2 separate regions of the Homo sapiens genome follow, and region 2 is linked to region 1. Evidence: chromatin loops called from intact Hi-C (ENCODE). Cell type or tissue: mammary epithelial cell. All regions are shown on one strand.

What was found. Peaks named below come from ENCODE experiments on the same cell type or tissue, not always from the same donor. Only the 100,000 strongest peaks of a DNase experiment are listed, where the experiment ranks them.
Region 2: it touches region 1 in a loop (5-fold over the local background); 4 of 110 quality-filtered maps call a loop at or near these places.

What each region holds. Positions count from the first base shown.
Region 1 is chr4:87,119,738-87,122,237 of GRCh38, reverse strand. All of the region lies in intron 12 of AFF1 (ALF transcription elongation factor 1), which reads right to left. Among named protein-coding and RNA genes, the nearest start is that of KLHL8, 100 kb to the left of the region's middle. RefSeq lists an enhancer at 1,532-2,107. In mammary epithelial cell, a CTCF peak has its summit at 1,325; DNase peaks (open chromatin) are centred at 377 and 1,217; H3K4me3 peaks cover 1,897 bases; H3K27ac peaks cover 2,500 bases.
Region 2 is chr4:87,059,650-87,062,149 of GRCh38, reverse strand. All of the region lies in intron 4 of AFF1 (ALF transcription elongation factor 1), which reads right to left. Among named protein-coding and RNA genes, the nearest start is that of AFF1, 130 kb to the right of the region's middle. In mammary epithelial cell, no CTCF peak of the experiment used is centred here; a DNase peak (open chromatin) is centred at 1,059; H3K27ac peaks cover 2,035 bases.

The sequences.
Region 1 (2,500 bases):
CTGTAGTGAGTTTTAGATGAAAGGCAGTATAGCCGGCCCAAGAAACATTACAAGACAGAAACTTTGTCTTTGAAAAGTCAAAATTTGCTAAAATATCCAGATCGATACTAAATTGAACATTAGGTACTAAAGTATACTTTTTTAAATGAAAGGTATTTCCAGGCAGTTAATGACACATTAAGGCCCCCAAGGCAAAACTAAGCATTAACAAGGCTACTTCTTAAAGAAAACACCAAAGTCTAGCAGTGAAATGAGAGCTGATTTTTGTTCATATAGTTTCATTTTGCTTAGGACATGCTGGTTGTGACTATAAGCCAATCTGGCAGACCTTATAGACCACACATGAAGATACAAGTCAGGGCAAATCAATCCTCACAGACTGGTTATAGCTCTGGCTGTGCCAATCGGTGACTCAAGTAGACAGCCAACAAGAGAGAATGCAGTGAGCACTAACTTCAGCGCCAGCATCTAACAACTGCATTGGCACTTACTGGAATAATATGCTTTATATTGATATTTAGCAACCTAGAAGCAGATAATATTCTATAAGCTGGTAGAAAGGAAGCCATCAAACTAAATAAAGCAAAAGTCCCCTTCTGCTGATTTTGCTTAACTGTTGAGATCAAGCCAGCGGGCATGAAGTTAGTGGTTTTTTGTACACTATGCACTTAGAACTTTGTCATCTTCTGTCTGGAACAGCCACAGAGGCTTCCCCAGAGTAGGCACTCGGTATTTGTCAGTTGGCACAGAAATTCAGCTTAACAGCTCAGGGACACAGCTGAGGGCACTGGATGCAGGACTGCATTACAACTTTAAGTGGATGGATGTAGGAAAGGGTCATTAACATGGGAGCCATGCAATATTGGGTGAGCAGAAATGCAGACCAAAATTCCAAGAACAAGACCTGCCGTAAAACAGGAGGCATGCTGTTCTTTAGATTTTTCTGGGTCAAGAAGCCATTCAGATGAGGTGATACTCTCTCTTCAGGAGGAAAAAGGAGTCCCTTTGCCCTGTGGTTTATCCCCAGGTCATCCCCACTTCAGGGAATCTGGCTTAAGGTCTGGGTTTCAGAAATTCTTTTTCTACTAGGTTAGTTGTCTCAAGGATGGTGCCTCACCTTCCACAAAGGGAGGCTGCCGGCTGACGAATTGGTCCTCACAGACTTGTTTGCTTTTCTTAACCTGTTGGGTCAGGCAGCCCTGATCATCTCTGCCAGATGCTGCTCCACCCACAGTGGAGCACAGGGCAAGAGTGAAGGCCATAAAAGGAAGACATGGGCTTGCAAGGGGCCAAGTCAGTTTCCGTCAGGGAAAGCCTCTCGGCAGGCTGCGCTGCCGTGCAGCCAGCTCACCAAGCAGACACTTGTAGGAAGCAGGGAAAAGGTGGCTTTTTCCAGAACTGACACTTATTTGGTGCCATAGAGATTCTAGCAGATGGAAAGATGTAGTGAACCAGGAGTTTGGCTGTGAAGGAAGATGGGAGCATCTGCAGGAGTAGCTAAAGTGGAGTAGGAATGTGTGTGGGCACTGAGTGGCAGTGGTGGGGGCCGTGGAGGAACCAAGCCGGGGCTGACGCGGTAACCACCTTATTCACCGGCAGCGCCAGAGCCAGTACGCCGACCTTGTGCGCCTCTTGAGAATCCTCCCAACAGACACTTGTACGGAGAAAACACATGTGAAAAAGAGGAAAGCTCACGGGACTGGGAGGAGGCAGCATGCCTGAGCTGCAGATCTATTTTTACTCAGCAGTCAAGCCATGTTAGTGCCTTTTTGGATCTCATCTATAAAAGGTGGCAGCTGATCAAGGGACCACTAAGGTTCTTTCCGCACCTAAATTCTAAGGCTCTATTATCCTCTTCCAAAAGGAAGCAAATGAGCTTGGTAGCACATGCAACACAGAAAACTGGAGAAGCAGTCTTTGGGGAAATTCAGGGACTTCCCTGTGATTCGCCTCGGAAGGAGATTCAATATGAAAAAGACACAAGGGACACCAATTCAAGTTTGTACCAAGATCAGGCCCAGGGACTTGCTGTGCAGACAGGTTATGTTCACTGGGGTGAGTGCTACAGAAAAGGGAAATTCATCCACTTGTTTTTCTCTTTGGTGAGGGAACGCATGATTCAGAACAGCCTAAGCTATCACATGCATATGGTTGTGGTGCTCTCCTCAGGGTAACTAACAGGCACGAAGAAATTTAGATGTAAGTGGCCTTAGTCAATCAGAAGGGATGAGCTTTCATTTTGAACGATAACTAGGGGTGCTGATCTGGAGCAATAACCCAAGAAAAGACAGTCAGATCTTGGATGGAAGGGAAGGACTGAACCAATCACTCCCTGCAATAAAACTGCATTTTCCTACTACACATCATAACTTCCCTTCCTCACTCTTCAAAACGCATAAATGATAGCACTGGAATGTCTTTCCCAAAAAAGTTGAAGTGTCTTGGTCAGCAAAGCGATTATTTAGAAAAAGTAAAAAAGATTTGAATGAATGCACCTCCT
Region 2 (2,500 bases), 60 kb after region 1:
CATCACTAGACTAAGATAATTATCCATTTTCTCATCACTCATACAGGAAAACTAAAACAAGGAGGATAAGAATCCATGTTCCACAGTTTTGGGAACAGCCGTCTAAAAAGAAAAAAGTTAATTAGACTAACCTTGTTAGTATTTTGTTTTCCGTATGAATGAATGAATGAATGCCTGAATCATACATTTAAAGACTTGTAGGAAAACATCTCTATGTTTGGATAGAGGGTCAAAAAAAGCAAAGTTTATTCTACTTTACCTAATTCCTTTCAAAAGTTTGAGAAATCAATCACATTTTTTTAAGGACATTTCATGATGACATTACCTTACTGAAAAGATAGGTCTTTTGCATGTCTGGATTCTCATGTCTTGGGTCTGCTCAAAGTGAGGAATAATCATACAGATAAAGAAATGCTTGAATTGACGGAGAGAACATTAACAGTTACAGGGATCAAGCAGGTGATATCAAGGGCCTAGTTAGGTCTGGGACAAGACAGCACATGCACCCTGCCTAACAGGATTGCGCTGTAAGACTGTATGTTGCCAATTCTTCCCATTTTTAACACAAAAAATAAAATCCAGATTTCAATGTGAAGGTACTAATTTTTAGATGTTGGCAACTAAATTAATATAACAGTCTCTGACGCTCTGTGGGCAGCCACGCCCCAGTGTTGGTTTTAATGCTTCCTTCTCTCACAAGTGGGAGAACAAGGGAGTAAGAGATTGAGAGATGCATTCATTTTTAAGAGAAGAATCTCCTGTTGTGCTAAACATGGCCCAGTTTAAGGTACTATGGATATCTTCAGTTTCCATACAGAGATTCTGAATAGGTCCTCAGCCTGGAGGGGCCATGGAATGAGGCAGCCTCTTCCCTTTACTGCTGTGGTCTCCTCTCTGCTGCACAAGCTCCTGCCAAAGCCATGGGCATACTTTAGCGGATGGGCATACTCAGCCTGACAGATCACTAGAAACACGAACCAAGTAAGCAAAACAAACCACAGTGTAGTTATTTTACATGACTTGAATGAAATAAATCTGAACTACAGGTGAGTCATAACATAATAAAAGACTCAATTAGGTTCAGAACAACAGACCAGTGTTTTCCCTTGTCTTAGCAACTAGTTCACTAGAATCCTGAGCGAATATAAGGGAGATAAAAGACCTCGGTACCGGTTTTATCCTTTAGTGCAAGACCATTAATCTACTAGAAAATTAAGCCCAGGTTGCCAGTCAGGCAATTTCAGGGTCAATAATTCCGTTTTTTTGTTGTTGTTTTTTTGTGTTTTTTTTTTTTTTTTTTTTTTTTTTTTTTTTGAGACAGAGTCTCACTCTCGCCAGGCTGGAGTGCAGTGGCGTGATCTCGGCTCACTGCAACCTCCGCCTCCCAGGTTCAAGCAATTCTCCTGTCTCAGCCTCCCCAGAAGCCGGGAGTACAGGCGCCTGCCACCATACCTGGCTAATTTTTGTATTTTTAGTAGAGATGGGGTTTCACCTTGTTGGTTAGGCTGGTCTCGAACTCCTGACCTCAGGTGATCCACCCGCCTCAGCCTCCCAAAATGCTGGGATTACAGGCGTCAGCCACCGTGCCTGGCCCAATAATTCTTAAGTTACTAGGATACCAGTTAATGATACCGTTGTGGTCTAGAAGAGTGTATGCCCTACCCATTTGGATGACTCATTCCCAAAAAAGTGATTCCTTCAATAGCAAAATATTTAAAATTGCAAATCCTTTTCTAGATTAACAGCAGTTTTATTATATGCATTACTTTTAAGAAGTATATATACACACACACATGCTAAAGGAAATCCAGTGTCTTATTTAATACAAAAGAAAGCACCTATATATGAGACAGATGCATAAAACTTCCAACTTTTATAGCACATAAAACAATCTGATTAATCTCCAGGCTCAATTCTGAAAAGTACAGTAATTATGAGGCTGGAACTCAACTAAAAATTCCTAATGAATGGATTAGGCTGTTTATTTTTAATGTAGGAATGCCAAAAATTACTTAATACTTAGGTAGAAAATGGTGAAATGATTTCTCAAAAACATTATTGAACACTGCACCCATTTCCCAGTCAAGTGTCCTGAATAGGAAATTCAGTCCAGTACTTCACCCCTCTGTTAAGCCAAGCATTTAAGAGATTATCTTTCAGACTCCAGACCAGAGTGAGCTGGGTAAGAAATCCTCAAGCTGAGCACAGCGTAGCAAAGTTCCCATTTGGCTCCAGTTCTCACCTGTGCTAAACACAAAGGACAAACAAGCATATGAGACACAATTGACTTCTGCCCTCAAAATGTTTACCACCTGGAGAAAAAGCAGCAGGATGATACCAAGGGAGAAGTGCTGAAACTCGGGCCTGGGCAGCGGGGTGCACAGCAGAAAGTCATCTATAAGGGTCTGGGGGCTGCAGTGGAACAAGGCAGTACCAGCAGCAGGGCCAGAACTCAAGGCTGCAGAGACAGGTAAGAGGCAAGAAGACAAATGGACACATC